5 separate regions of the Homo sapiens genome follow, and regions 2, 3, 4 and 5 are each linked to region 1. A link is a contact called in ENCODE Hi-C or POLR2A ChIA-PET data. All regions are on one chromosome and are shown on one strand. Each heading gives the region's core, a stretch centred on a gene start or an enhancer-like site at or near the end of the contact. The rest is flanking DNA. Distances are from core to core; before and after follow the strand shown. Region 1 holds the start of RCOR3 (REST corepressor 3). Region 2 holds the start of ANGEL2 (angel homolog 2). Region 3 holds the start of ATF3 (activating transcription factor 3). Region 4 has its middle 13 kb from the start of LINC01740. Region 5 holds the start of NENF (neudesin neurotrophic factor).

Evidence for each region. Hi-C counts contacts between places; a loop is a spot of excess contacts on that map. ChIA-PET counts read pairs that join two places held with the same protein, here RNA polymerase II (POLR2A). Pooled maps may share reads with other maps.
Region 2: a map of CD8-positive, alpha-beta T cell shows a loop between it and region 1 (27-fold over the local background). The contact joins the promoter of ANGEL2 here to the promoter of RCOR3 in region 1. A Hi-C loop is called at or near these places in 3 of 168 maps with a recorded cell type or tissue (CD8-positive, alpha-beta T cell and naive thymus-derived CD4-positive, alpha-beta T cell), 1 of 37 single-sample maps with no recorded cell type and 14 of 50 pooled maps.
Region 3: a loop to region 1 is called in a map of gastrocnemius medialis, with 11 times the contacts of the local background. The contact joins the promoter of ATF3 here to the promoter of RCOR3 in region 1. A Hi-C loop is called at or near these places in 2 of 168 maps with a recorded cell type or tissue (gastrocnemius medialis and naive thymus-derived CD4-positive, alpha-beta T cell) and 14 of 50 pooled maps.
Region 4: a loop to region 1 is called in a map of chondrocyte, with 5 times the contacts of the local background. The contact joins the enhancer-like site here to the promoter of RCOR3 in region 1. A Hi-C loop is called at or near these places in 1 of 168 maps with a recorded cell type or tissue (chondrocyte) and 10 of 50 pooled maps. POLR2A ChIA-PET finds 5 or more read pairs at or near these places in 1 of 52 experiments (activated B cell).
Region 5: a loop to region 1 is called in a map of naive thymus-derived CD4-positive, alpha-beta T cell, with 8 times the contacts of the local background. The contact joins the promoter of NENF here to the promoter of RCOR3 in region 1. A Hi-C loop is called at or near these places in 1 of 168 maps with a recorded cell type or tissue (naive thymus-derived CD4-positive, alpha-beta T cell) and 8 of 50 pooled maps. POLR2A ChIA-PET finds 5 or more read pairs at or near these places in 1 of 52 experiments (H1).

What each region holds. Positions count from the first base shown.
Region 1 is chr1:211,257,961-211,260,739 of GRCh38, forward strand. It overlaps RCOR3 (REST corepressor 3), which reads left to right and starts at 1,406. Exons shown (of 12, transcript NM_001136223.3): 1 at 1,406-1,766; 2 at 2,148-2,204. The coding sequence starts at 1,601. It overlaps LOC105372902 (a long non-coding RNA gene), which reads right to left and starts at 1,232. Exons shown (of 2, transcript XR_922552.3): 1 at 776-1,232; 2 at 1-615. RefSeq lists enhancers at 225-344, 619-1,120, 1,623-2,122 and silencers at 825-1,614, 1,685-1,984.
Region 2 is chr1:213,014,422-213,017,200 of GRCh38, forward strand. It overlaps ANGEL2 (angel homolog 2), which reads right to left and starts at 1,446. Exons shown (of 9, transcript NM_144567.5): 1 at 1,192-1,446. The coding sequence starts at 1,250. RefSeq lists enhancers at 283-871, 872-1,459, 1,172-1,481.
Region 3 is chr1:212,607,422-212,610,200 of GRCh38, forward strand. It overlaps ATF3 (activating transcription factor 3), which reads left to right and starts at 1,340. Exons shown (of 4, transcript NM_001674.4): 1 at 1,340-1,509. RefSeq lists enhancers at 8-965, 966-1,923, 1,662-1,721 and silencers at 1,002-1,211, 1,832-1,971, 1,982-2,161.
Region 4 is chr1:212,557,695-212,560,473 of GRCh38, forward strand. No RefSeq gene overlaps it. Among named protein-coding and RNA genes, the nearest start is that of LINC01740, 13 kb to the left of the region's middle. RefSeq lists enhancers at 796-1,533, 913-1,042, 1,543-1,682 and a silencer at 1,103-1,372. Within about 2 kb of position 1,342, at least 38 of the 41 ENCODE cell types and tissues checked have a DNase peak (open chromatin) inside an H3K27ac peak, as active enhancers do.
Region 5 is chr1:212,431,567-212,434,345 of GRCh38, forward strand. NENF (neudesin neurotrophic factor) reads left to right here and starts at 1,354. Exons shown (of 4, transcript NM_013349.5): 1 at 1,354-1,554. The coding sequence starts at 1,378. LOC105372906 (a long non-coding RNA gene) reads right to left here and starts at 1,251. Exons shown (of 3, transcript XR_922577.4): 1 at 1,059-1,251; 2 at 175-278. RefSeq lists a silencer at 1,140-1,699 and an enhancer at 1,860-1,949.

The sequences.
Region 1 (2,779 bases), core at 156-2,655:
GAGACTTTTCACTTCAGAAATATTTACTTCCCAGGGTTTTCTTGGCTCAATTCCTGAGTTAGATATATTATTTCTCTCAGTAAGGTTTGCTCTGGCCAGAGACGTTCATTTCTGGTTTGATCCACTCTGGATTGACCCATAATAGAATTATTACAAGACAGTATTTTCAAGTGTTTGGAGAGTATCTGCTGAACCCCAATACCGCTCAGCATACATCTGCATACTAGAGGCTCACAGTTAAATCCTCACTTATTTCTACTTATTCGTCAGTGGGGGGGAAGAAATCAGAAAAAGAGGAAAAGAAAATCATAAACAGCCCCCAATGCCAGGCAGCCTGGCACGCAGCAGATGCCCTCAAATCTGGTGAAGGAATAAACGCAGTTTCCTACTCCTTTCGCCGAATGCAATTCAGAAAAGCATTACAGAGCACAACTCCTTCCAGGCTGGAAACGCTGCCAGAAAGCAGCTCTCGCTTCACCTCTGCCGGGGGACTCCGCCCTCTCCCCCAGCGCTCCAAGCGGAGACCGCAGGTCAGCAAGAACTGAAAACGCGTCTACTGGGCCAGGTCTCATGTTTATCTTATTTCCCCCTCACTCCACAGCACTCACTCCCCAGCTATTAAAACAGAGAAGAAAAAAAAGGAAAGAAAGATGGTAAGAATAAGACAGTAGGGTTAGGATCGGGGAGAGGGGCTTCAGCAAAAAACAGTTGCATCGCTCAGCCCCGGAAACTCATCCCGTCATCCCCAGACTCTCTCTCGGGAACTGGGCCCTACTTCAGAGATCCAGAAACAAAAATTGTAGCGTCGAGATGGTTAGGGCCGAGTCTACTTCTTTCGCCGGTTGGGCCTCAGAGCCCCAAGGCCGCCCTGCTATACTGCGCGACTGCACCGCGGGCCAGAGCGCGCCCCTAGCTCGAGGCTGCCAGCGGACACCGGGAAACTGAGCGGCCTGCGGGTCCAGACATCTGAGGAACGCCGCGCTCAGGCCCGTGCCTGCAGCCCGGTCCGCAGAGGGGGGGGGCCGCTCCCCCCGGTCGCCCAGTCGGGTCGCGCCGGTCCTTTCTCAGGGTGACCGCGTTCCTTCCGCCCAGAGAGGGCAAAGAGTCCCGCTCCCTCGTGTGCATCTCCCGCCCGCGCTCCGGAGCGCCCCCTAGGAAGAAAGCCCGAGCGGCGGCCACGCCTCGGTGGCGATTTTATTAGCGCTTGGTTGGGGTGGCCCGGCTGCCTGCGAGCGGGGTTTCCCCGCCCCTCCCCCCTTCCCCTCCCCCCAGGCGGCCGGAACCTCCCTGCGGAGCGGAGTGATACCGGCGGCGGCGTAGAGCGCGGTGCGGCCGAGGGGCGCCCGGGACTGCGCGGGGCGGGCGGCGGCGGAGGGAGGAGGGGAGAGAGGCGGGGCCGGGGCGGGTTGTTGTGAGGCGACTGCGCTACTGCCGGAGCGGGGCGGTTATGGCGGCTCCATATTAACAGCCTCCTCCTCCTCCGCCGCCGCCGCCGTCTCCTCCTCCTCCTCCTTTCCCTCCCGCCCGCGCTCTAAGCCATCTCCGCCTTCACCCTGACGCCTGCCTCTTCCCCTCACCTTTCCCCCTCCCCTGTTCTACCATGCCCGGCATGATGGAGAAAGGGCCCGAGTTACTGGGGAAGAACCGATCGGCCAACGGCAGCGCCAAGAGCCCGGCAGGCGGCGGCGGCAGCGGCGCCTCGTCCACCAACGGCGGGCTGCACTACTCAGAGCCCGAGAGCGGCTGCAGCAGCGACGACGAGCACGGTGGTAGCCTCGAACTCCTCCCCGCCAGCCCGCCTGCCCCCCTCCCTCTTCCCCTCCCCCAGCCCCCTCCCCTCGCCGCTCTCCCGCCCTCCCTCCCCTCAGAGCCTGGGCGCTGCGGTAGCCTCGAACTCCCGGTGCAGTGCAGCAGCACCCCCGCGACCCCCCGTCCCTCCGCCCTCGACCAATCCTCCGCCTTTGCCCCCCCCCGCTCCCCGCCCCCAATCCGCTGCCATCTCCCGGAGTGCCCCGAGTTGATATCTTCCCATCCACCCGCCGCTTCTTTCCTCCATCTAGCGATTTTTATTTTTTAAGTGTCTCTTCCTTTTTCTTTCTTTTCTTCTTTTTTATTTTTTATATATATTTTTTGGCATTGCTTTGCAGATGTTGGGATGAGAGTCGGAGCCGAATACCAAGCTCGGATCCCTGAATTTGATCCAGGTAGATATATTTGCTTAAGCAAAATCTCATATCCCCTTTCCTGGGCTTGGTTTGGGGTGGACGGGCTAGGAGTCCGGGCATGGGGCCGGGAGGGGATGCGGGGTTGGGCTGGGCAGGCATCCGTGGCGGGGAGGCTGTCAGGCTTGGCCGGGCTGTGACACTGGGCGTGTGGGCAGATGTGTGCACTGCAAGGTTAACATGGTTCCCTTCGGAGGCCACTTGCCCGCTGGGGGCATCGCCTTCCTAGCCCTTGAGCCTGGGGCAGGGTCGGGGTGAGCAGAGGGAGACGGCCCTTGGCGGAGTCCAGGGTCCGAGGCCGCGGGCTGGAGGAGCAGGCGTGCGGACTGTATGGACGAACCGTGCAAATGTCAATTGCCACCTCGCTCGCCCCGGCGCCGAGGGCCGCGCTCTGTCGGGCGGGTGGCAGAGGCCAGGGCGGCTGTCACCGGCCGGGGAAGCCAAGGGCGAGCCCTGCCGACCTGTGCGCAGCCGGGATTGTCTCTTTTCTTTCTTTTTGGCTAGGTGGTGTAGCTTTGGTCGCGGCAGCTCTGCGGAGTGCAGGAGCCGCGGAGAGA
Region 2 (2,779 bases), core at 196-2,695, 1.8 Mb after region 1:
TTTAAGTATTCGCTAGTTGTTCTCTAAAATCTACTTAATTGTAAATCTTTAAAGGCATAACATGGGCATTCTACACTGCTTTGTGATAACTCTGAAAGCCATAGGAATTTGGGCACTTGGTCCATGCATTTTCTATGCTAATAAGCCACTGTATTGAAATATAATACTTGTACTACAAAAGCTATTATCTATATTTGCAGTTATTTATTCAGACTTTTTTTTCTCTTAAGATGTTAAGCTCCTTCAGGGCCAGAACAGAACCGTCTTATTCATTTTAATTCCGTTATCTTCACAAGTGCCTAGCACAGTGCCTGGCAAACAGCTGGTACTCAGGAAACATTGTTGAACTGAATTACCATCAAGTCCCAGGCCTATGGGAGTTACAACCAAATCCCCATCGCTTATGTAATAATACATGCTGTGTTTCCCAAGCGTGGTGGGTGGTACACGAGTCGGTTTCACAGAGTACACAGTTAAATTACTTGATTGTAATTTCTAAATACTTATGTTAGTTTATTAGGAAAAAACATAATCGCACATCAAATCCAAGACTCTGCAGACACTGCTTAGGGTGAAGCTAATGTGGGCAGCACCTACTGAAGTGCTTTTTAAAAAAAACTGAGTCAATTTAAAGAAAAATATCCAGTAAATAATACACGTGAAACAAGAACTTGGCCATAACAGTAAGGGATGACATACAAGTGACTAAAGTTTGAAAGACACTAACACATCAACAAAAATCAAGCCCCTCCTGGGCGTGTGCCACACACGCGCCTCCAAGGGATCAGGCCCGCCGAGACCTACTGCGGAGAGGCGGCCTCCCCGCCGACGCTCGGTTCCCGGGACGGTGCTGCGGAGTGTGTGGAGCAGGCCAGCGCTGGTCTGGAGGCTGGGTTGGGGGAAGCAGGCCAGGGATCCAAAGCCACTGGCACAAGCCTGGCCGGCGGCCCATGAACTCCGCGCCAAGACCCCAGACCTCGTTGGCCCAGCGTCCCGCCAGCTGCGCGGCGGGTTTACCTATCCCGCTTGGTCTCTGGAGGCTCGTCCCGGATGCACCATCGCCCAGACCCTCTTCCTCTTCCTTCCACCCCTAGCCCGCCCCGCCCCGCCCCGGGTTAGTCCCGGACGCCCGCCCGCTCTTTCAGGCCGCCCGCCCCTCTCTCCTCCCTCCGAGTACCCAGCCCTACTGACCGGCCTCTTCCCACCACACAGTGGCCGTAGCCCTTCCTCACACAGCGCCAGGCTTCCATCTTCGCCCTCCGCGTGCGTCCAGTTCCCAGGCCCCGGGTTCCACCTCAATCTCTATAATCGATGCGACGGCCTAAAGTATCTAGGGAACCCCATCACTCTTAAGTACCGACTCCAGTCCTGGCTGCAAGGCATGCTGGGAGGTGCAGTCTCGCCGGCCGGCCTACACTCCATCTTGCGCAGTCAGAGTCCCTGAATGCCTTAACCCGGAATTCTGCTCAAGGAGCATGCGCAGAGCGTGGGACGCGCGTGCAACCATTTCTGAAGAGGGCAAAACACCCGAACTTCGTCTTAAAGAAACAGAAATAAACTTTCTTTTTTTTCTTTTTCTTTCTTTCTTTCTTTTTTTTTTTTTGAGATGGAGTTTCGCTCTTGTCGCCCAGGCTGTAGTGCAATGGCACGATCTCGGCTCACTGCAACCTCCACCTCCCGGGTTCAAGCGATTCTCCTGCCTCAGCCTGCCAAGTAGCTGGGATTACAGGCATGAGCCACCACACCCGGCTAATTTTTGAATTTTTAGTAGAGACAGGGTTGCACCATGTTGGCCAGGCTGGTTTCGAACTCCTGACCTCAAGTGATTCGCCCGCCTCGGCCTCCCAAAGTGCTGGGATTACAGGAGTGAGCTACCGCGCCCGGCAGAAATAAACAGAGCAGTGAAAATTTTTAATTGCCCAAAGTGCAGATTCCCAGCTGAGGCTGAACAACGCATCCTCTGGGTGCCCATGGAACTGAGGTACCACAGAATTTTGCAATTAATGTTGCGGAAGCACAGCCATAGCTCTCACTTTAAAATGTACGTGTATGGGCCGGGCGCGGTGGCTCACGCCTGTAATCCCAGCACTCTGGGAGGCCAAGGCGGGCGGATCACGAGGTCAGGAGATCGAGACCATCCTGGCTAACACGGTGAAACCCCGTCTCTACTAAACATACAAAGAATTAGCCGGGCGTGGTGGCGGGCGCCTGTGGTCCCAGCTACTCGGGAGCCTGAGGCAGGAGAATGGCGTGAACCTGGGAGGCAGAGCTTGCAGTGAGCAGAGATCGAGCCACTGCACTCCAGCCTGGGCGACAGAGCGAGACTCCGTCTCAAAAAAAAAAAAAAAAAAAAAAAAAGTACTTGTATGTCTTGTGTGTCCACCTTTATTAAATGTATTATAGGACTGTAGATTGTTGAAAGACATTATTTAAGTGGAGACCCTGCAAGAAACAGGAAGAGAGAAACCGAGAAAGAATAAAGTGTGGAGAGTAGAGGGGAAAAGGATACTAGAAGGCAGGAGCACTGCTTTTATAGGCTCTTTGAAACAGTGGTAATTTCTTGGGAAGGCTTTTCTTATCCCTGGTGCATAAAAGGAAGTAAAGTGTATTTGAAAAAAACCTTTCCCTCAGTATGTAATTGATTCTTGTTATTTGCAGTAGTTAGGTTCTGTAAAGTTGCTGGAAACACTGAATTAGTAAATACTGAATCATTACTCCTAAGGGAAATACAGGATTAGGATCCTGTAAGCCTCTGGTCGCATTTTCATCAACTTAATCA
Region 3 (2,779 bases), core at 90-2,589, 1.3 Mb after region 1:
CCTTGGTTCTGCCGCTCTCTGAGCAGAAATTGTTGGGGTCGGGGAATAAGAACCAGGAAATCGTTTTTAAGGTTCAAACCCAGTTCTGCTGAGGTCTCAGCTCGAATCTCGGACCACGGGGCCCCGCCTTTCCCGCCACCCTGGCTTGAGGGCAGAGGGGATTTCTGCTGCGGGTTCCGCCTGTGGTCATTGCGTCCCCATTCCGGGCCGTCCGGTCCCAGTCCAATCGGCTCTGGGAGCAGAAGAACACGTGAAAGCTGAACATGGGTTTTCCCTAAATATTGCCTGAGAGCGGGGCGACCCCCAGGCCTGGGCAGGTTCGCGGACCCCAAAGCACCTTCTCTTTCCCCCTCCTCCTGGCCGCTGGCTTCCGCCCCCTCCTACCCTCCCACCGGGTTGCCTCTGATTCCTCCTGGACTCCGATCTTTTCACGCTCTTGTTGGTTTCACTGACATGTTCTTGTCAATTTCAAACGCTTTGTGATTGTAAAAAAAAAAAAATCGAACCGATACGGTCCTACCACTCGCCCTAGTTTCGGAGCCCGGAGCTGTCCTGCGTGTGCGTCCATGTGGAGTGTCCGGGGCTGCGGGCTCGGGCGCACGGTGCCAGCCGAGGGCTGCCCTCCGCTTTTGTGTTAACCGGCGGGCTTCTCGCGGTCCCCGCCGCAGAGGTCACACCCGGCGGGTAACGGCGTGGATACACCGAAGGGTGACTTTGGACACCTTCCCCACACCACAGACTAACGCTTCTGCCCCTACTCCGCCCCTGCTAGAGAAGTAGGAGGCCAGTGGGGGAGGGGGTATTTTCCTGAAGCTCCAGAAAATGACCACGCATTTTAGAGAAAGGTCGTGCCCGCTTCCCAGCCTCACCTAGTCTGGGCTGGGGCCGGGACCCGCCTCCCCACCTTCCCCGCCCCCCCCGCTCTTCAACCTAGCGGAGGGACAGATGCCAGCGCGGTGGAGTCATGCCGCTGGCTTGGGCACCATTGGTCATGCCTGGAACACGCAGCAGCGAGTACGCACATCTGGCGGCTATCCCGGGCGGCTCCGGTCCTGATATGGAGAGAGAGGGCGGGCTGGTGTGTGTCTCAGTGAGCGAGGCTGGGGGAACGCGCCTGGGCTGGCTCCTCCCCGAACTTGCATCACCAGTGCCCCCTCTCTCCACCCGCCTTCGGCCCCGCCTTGGCCCCTCCTCCACCCCCCTTCCTCCGCTCCGTTCGGCCGGTTCTCCCGGGAAGCTATTAATAGCATTACGTCAGCCTGGGACTGGCAACACGGAGTAAACGACCGCGCCGCCAGCCTGAGGGCTATAAAAGGGGTGATGCAACGCTCTCCAAGCCACAGTCGCACGCAGCCAGGCGCGCACTGCACAGCTCTCTTCTCTCGCCGCCGCCCGAGCGCACCCTTCAGCCCGCGCGCCGGCCGTGAGTCCTCGGTGCTCGCCCGCCGGCCAGACAAACAGCCCGCCCGACCCCGTCCCGACCCTGGCCGCCCCGAGCGGAGCCTGGAGGTGAGCGCTGGAAGCCGAGGGAGTGAGCGCGACGAGGGCTGCTCGCCTTCATTCCCTTCGCGCCCCTCTAAGTAACCAGTCCGCCGACCCCTGACCCACCCCGGATCCGCGCCCCCAGCCTCCGGCTTGGAAATAACTCTGGCTTAAACTTCTTCTAAGCCACCGCTGCTCCTCGGCGCTTCGAAAAGTTTCCCGCAAAGCGAAAGAACTAACTTTCTCTTTTGACTTGGGGCGCGAAAGGTTCCTGGTGACGGAGGTCGGGCGTCCACTCTGCCGCCAGCCTCGAGCGCCGCTTCTCTCCGCCGACGGCGCTGGCTTGCCCGGCTGGGAGAGGGCGTAAGGTGGGTGGGCGGGTGCGTTGGGGTGTCCGAGGCTGCCTCGCTCGCCGTCCCGCTCCATCCCTCGCTTCGAGACACGGCACTGTGGGAGCCGATCCTTCCCGGGTGGGGGGGGGGGGGCGCAGAGAGGCACGAAGGCCGGAGGCTTGCGGGAGGGCTGCCCCACGCGCCGAGAGGAATGAATGGGGAAGGGGCGAGAGGGCGGGAGGCGTCCCGGGCGCGGCCGCTGGGGGTCGCCCTGGGTACCCCGCAGCACTGGCGGCAGGACCGTGAAGGCAACCCCGAGAAAAAGTTAGCTGGGATAAGCTTGGAAGTGGCGAGCGCTGGTGTCGCGCTGTCCCGGGGCGGAAGACGGGGAGGGCTCCCGGCAACGGCTGGTGTCCGGACCCCGAGCCCGGGACTCCCACACACCTGGGACTCTCACTCTGGCTTTTCCTTCGGCGGGTCCGCGGGAGACCCACCGTGGCGGGGAAGCGAGGGTGTGGAGCCACTTGTGCAGATATTTGAGAGAATGGCTTTGTGGTCTAGTGCCAGGACTCTGAGCGCTTACACTGCAATCGATGTCGTTGGGCCTCAGTATGCGGAGCCGGGAAATAAGGGCACATGGGCAGTACCGGCCCCCTCTGCGTGTTGGAGGGCACAATGCAGTGGTTGGACCAGATAACTACTAAGGTCCTTTCTGTCTGGAGATTTTCAGATTTTGGAGTGGTGTAGTGGGGAGAAAAGGAGCCAGTGAGGGGACTTGAATGGGGTGGGTCTCTATCTAATGTCATTCACCAGTGTCCAGACAGTGGGGGAAAGGGGACTTTTCTGCAGGGCATCTTTTCCCTCACCAGCTTTCTTTCCACTGGATTCGTTCTCCTTCTCTGCTCCCCCCACTCCCATTTTCATTTCTCATCTACTTCCTTTCCTCCTAAACATTTTCTTTTCCC
Region 4 (2,779 bases), core at 92-2,591, 1.3 Mb after region 1:
TGCCAATCCTTTAAAACCAGTTTTAAGATGGATATAAAGCCCTAAAAATCTTGCAGCTTCCACATGCACATCTGAAAAACTTCCAATTTACAAAGGACATTGTGGTATTTTTGGAAAACAAAGGAAAATGACACATACTAATTTCTGTCATTTATTCACGTCATAATCCCCAAAGCTACCTTTATTCCACGACTCTTTCCACCATTTTCCTACAGTCAGCTTTTTTTAAGGCTATAGCCTTTAAAAACTTGAAACAGAAAATTTTAAGGATGCAACCATTAGAAAATGTTCCCATACTACCATTTAACATTCCCCATTTATCATTATGTTTACTATCGTGTAATTTCCAACATAATATTATGAGGTCAAAGGCTCTACGAACGCCGTTTTACAATCTACCTAGGGAGGCAATGGCTGTGAAACACACCACACCAATGACAGGAATGCGGGTCACTGTGACACAACGGATCCCTCTGCAAAGTCAAAGCTAAGAGTTCACTTTACGCTGACGGAGCTTCTTTCCAGGACCCCCACCCCCACCCAAGGACAGGAGAGTGTCGATTTCCCAAGGTGTCTGGCACTGCTTCTTGAAAACGCAGCTCTCATCTGGTTCCTGGAAGGTCATACTGGTTCGCGCAGGGCTCGGGACGGGGCGCTTGGCTTCTGAGGCACCCGCGCTGGCTCCTCACCCGGTGACCTTCAGGCCTCTGCGCTTGGCCTGACCCTAGAAGGGCCACCGCCCTTCACAGCGGGCGGGCACCGTCCCTCCCACGGCCCCGCCGACTGCTGACGCGGTGGCCCCAAGGGTCCAGGCCCGCACTTGCCCCACTCCCGCGGCGCCGTCCCCCATAGTCGGTCCCCGAGGGCCGCGCCCAGCTCCTGCTCGGATTTCAGCCCGCACCGCACCCCAGCCGCCAGGGAACCTTCCAGAACCCTGCCCCTCTGGCTTTCTCCCGAAAGCCCAGGGTCGCCGTCCAGGAAGAAACTTCGATTCATTTATTGAGCGCCGACTGTGTCCAAGGCCGAGGGAGGGGCGGGGTTTCCACGCGGGGAGACCCCCTAGGTTCTCGCCTCGGTAAGCGCCCGCGTTCCAGCACCTCGAGTCGCCCGCGGGCCCCCACCCCTCGGGCCGGGCCCGGTCCTCGAGGAAAACCCACGGCGGGGCAGGAAGGAACGAGGAGAGCCACGCTCCTTGCCCGCCTCGTCCCCTCCACTCCCCTTCACCTCACGGGACCCCAGGGAAGCCGCCGGAGCTAAAATTAGCAACCCGCGCAGCGCGCGCTCACGTGCGCGCGGCCCGGCGGGGGCGGGGAGCAAGGGGCGCGGTCCGGGTGAGTCACCGGCCCCGCCCCACTCGCCAAGAACGCGCTGACGTCAGCCGCTTCCCCGAAGGGTGACGTAAGCGCGCCACGGGGAGGCCGAGGCAGCTGATAGAATGTTCTGAGTTTCGATGCCTTAAAGGGACCAGGCCTGGGATCGTGAAACATCTGGGGAAACGACTCCACTCACTCACCTGCAGACTGAGAGCCCATCTTGTACCGTGTTATACTTTAAGAGAGTTGACTGTTGAGATGATGATGAAAACGGAAGAACAACTGAGCCTAGTTGGAGGCTCTTTGAAGTCCCAGAACCTCCTCCTGGAAGCCCTCTTTGGTTAACCAGATGGACATCTCAGTTGCCCTCTGAGCCTGAACCAAGTGTCAGGAAGAGTTTTCTATGGCCCTTGACTCCTTAACTCTTTGCTTATAGCGTCTCTGCTCTCTGATGCCTCTGCTGTCAGAGAAAGGCTGTGGTTTAAATATTTATTTATGAATCCATCAGCTTGGGCCAACTAGGTCCATTTATCACCGTTTTGACTGTGTCTAAACTGTCATTAGTGGTGTGACTAGAAACCAGTTAATTTCGCTGGGTGGTAAATTCGTGGACTGATCTCCAAACCCTCCTACTGTGCTAATGTTGCCAATGGAAGTTTCCAGAGGCCAGGATCCCTGGCCAACACGTGATCGTAAACAACATCAGGGCCTCACAGGGAACTCACAATTTACTGAGGTTTGCTCTGTGCCAGGTGTTTTCATGATCCTCCATCCCCTTGTCGTTTAGTCCTCTTCTCTGAGTCCTCCCCATTTTACTGATGAGGACGGAAATCGAGGCACACGATTAAGCGTTTCCCTGGGTCACACAGCTAATGAATGGCGAGCTGGAAGTCAGTCCCAGGTCATCAGACTCCGAAGTCCATGGTTTTGGTGATGAAGGTGGGCTGTGAAATGTGTGTCTTATTCTATGCATGTGAGTCCGCTGGAACCAACTTTTCCACTTGGAACACAATCTCAGTGCCTTTCAGCAGGTAACCGGCGCCAGACCAGATCTCCAGAGATGGAGGTGGTCGGCCTCAGGGCCCAGCCATGAGAAGGTGTATGAGGAGGCATCGCATCAGGCGCCCACCCTGTGCTTGCAGGGCCTGACCATGAGCGCCGCCTTCAGTTTTACACCTTAGGCACCCCACTTGGCTCCCCTTCGTCCCAGCCCTGCCAGACCCACCCTTGACTCTGTGTTTCCTTTCTGGAAACTCGAGAGGCCATTTCTACTTAAAGAGTCCTCACCTGGCCTACCAGCGACCAGATCTGCCCAAGTGCAGAAGAAACACTTGGTTATCTCCTCTTTCATCGTCCCCGCTCGAGCATAAAACAACAGAAAGTTTCCTATCGGAACAGCATGCTTGTGCCAAAAACAAATTAGAAACAACAACAACTTCTCAAAATTTTGAGCAAAATGATGGTGA
Region 5 (2,779 bases), core at 104-2,603, 1.2 Mb after region 1:
TGCCGTGGACGTCTAAGAACCTGCTCTTGGGTCTGGAATGAGACCCTTTTTCTGTTAATTCCTCTATTCCAGTCTTGAAAGTAAAAGCCAGTCTTGAAAATAACCTGTGAAGCCCCCAAGATCCACCCCCACTCCCTTACCCGCTTCCTTCCTGACTTCACCTACCCCTCTTACCTTCCCTTGATCCTCCAGCAAGCCGGGCATCCTCATTCCTCCGCATTTATGCACCTGATCCTTTGACCAAAGTGCTCTTCCCTCTAGACCGCCTCCTTCGCCTCCTGTAGATTTTTATGCAAATACCCTGTTCTCAGTGAGGCCTTCCCTAACCTGCCTATTTAAAATGACCATCCCCATAACCGGGCACCGTTCCTCACACCTGTAATCCCAGCACTTTGGGTGGATGAGGTGGATGGTTCACTTGAGGCCAGGAGTTCGAGACCAGCCTGGCCAGCATATAGTGAAACCTCATCTCGACTAAAAATTAAAAAAAAAAAAAATTAGCCAGGCGTGGTGGTGGGTGCCTGTAATCCCAACTACTCTGGTGGCTGAGGCAGGAGAATCACTTGAACCCGGAAGGTGGAGGTTGCAGTGGGCCGAGATGGCGCCACTGCACTCCAGCGTAGGCGACAGACTCCGTCTCAAAAATAAATAAATACATAACAATAAAATAAAATAAAATGTCCATCCCAGTGCTCCCTATCTCTTTGCCCTACTTTTTCTCCCTAGTATTTACCACCATCTAACATACTACTTAGCATCTTATTGTCTATCTGCCCACACAATGTAAGCTTCACGTGGGCGTGGATCTGTCTTGTTCAGTGGTGAGTCCCCAGTGACCTGGTACATGGAGGTACTCAAAAATATTTGTTGCATAAAGTAATGAGCAAAGTTTGGCACAAATGTTAGCTATTATTATTTCAGGGCGTATCGGTAACAGCACCCTACCCTTTGCAAAAATCTCCTTGGGAACCAGAAACTTAAACACAACCAGGAAGAAAAAAAATCAGCCAAAAATAAAAGCGAATTAAGACAGTTGGGGTCTTATTTTAGAAATATACCTTTCTAGGTTCTGGTATGTTGGGCTCTGTCATCTTTCTACCTGATCAAGGAACCACTGTGACATTTTTTGGTAACTTCCAGTCTGTAGTTTGGATTTAGGAGTTCAGGATTCCAATCCTAATTTCCAGGTTCCAGCTGCGTGGCCCGAGTAGCCCGGCCAGCCCCACCCCGGGGCGCAGGAGGCGCGCGAAGGGCGGGAGTTCTCGGGTCCCCGCCCTCGGGGAGGCTCTGGGCGCGGGGCGGGACTCCGGGACGCTGGGCGGGCGTGCTAGGGCCCCGCCGCCCTGGCCCGGCCTTGCCTTGCGCTGCGCGCTCACCATGGTGGGCCCCGCGCCGCGGCGGCGGCTGCGGCCGCTGGCAGCGCTGGCCCTGGTCCTGGCGCTGGCCCCGGGGCTGCCCACAGCCCGGGCCGGGCAGACACCGCGCCCTGCCGAGCGGGGGCCCCCAGTGCGGCTTTTCACCGAGGAGGAGCTGGCCCGCTATGGCGGGGAGGAGGTAGGCGGGGGTGTCGCGGGCCGAGGGACCCGGGGTGGCGTCCGATCTGCGGCGAGCCGAGCGGGGACCCAGGAGGCGCCGGCGGCCCAGGAAGCTCTGGGGGACGCGCGGCCCGCGGCGGGCGCCCTGGGCCGGCGGGGGGCCTCCTCTCTCTAGGCCCCGAAGGATGGCCGAGGGGTGAGGACGAGTCCTCAACAGTCGGAGCGCTCCGCTTTGCCCGCACACCCCACCCTGAACTTCTCCCTCGGTCCCCGGGAGATTTCCCCTCTAGCCGCCTTTTCGTTGATGATCTGCGTACAGACCTCAGAACTTTTTGGTTTTCATGTTAGCATCAGCCGAGGCGTTTACTGTGCCCACGCATAGTGGGGAGTGGCGGGGGACGGAGGGAGGGAAGCAGAGCCTGCTCCCTGGGTTAGGTGGGAATTGAGACAGGTCCTGGGATAAGCCAGTCTTTGCCTGCACTTCCTTTTCCTGCCCCTGTATCCCAGGCCTCTGCATCGGACTCCTCAAACCCACTTTTAGGTCATGTACCCCTGGGGCTCAGCCAAAGCTGGAAGTGAGCGCAGAGGGTGGACTGGAGGTTAGAGACCCCCACAACCCCCCCGCCACACGTCAATAGAGACCCCCCCGCCCACACACACCCACACACGTCAATAGTCTAGAGGCGTCCAGAAAACTCACAACCACCTGCCCACCTGGGTTGGTTGGGACTGGAGCCGCACGACAAGGACCAACAGGGGGCTGATATTAGATGTGGAGCGGGGGAACGGCATTGGGGGGAGGTCATAGTACCATAGTATTTCAGAGCTGGCAGGAACCCATCTCCTGCTTTTACACATAAGGAAACTGAGGCCTGCCACCTGTTAGTGGTAGAGCAGGAAGAGGCCTGATGTTTTTCAAAACCCTCTGGCCTGGTCTCGCTAATTCCTGAGTTAATTGGCCTTATATGGACTAGGATTGCATGGGGGTATCAGAAACCTGGCCCTTAGTCAGTGATGCCAGTTTGGGCATCATTTGTGAAGGGGCCATTTAGAACCATGAGTCAGTGAGGACACCGAGGGAGGGAGACATGGCTGGGATGTGAGGATGTTAAGGGATGCCTTTTTGCCGGTAGCAGAGGGAACCAGATGGTTCAGAGTCCAGGCATCCGTGCAGAAAAGAATTAACATGGCAGGCCTGCTCTCCTTAGAAAAGCCTACTTGCAAGGGTGGGACTTGTCTAGTGT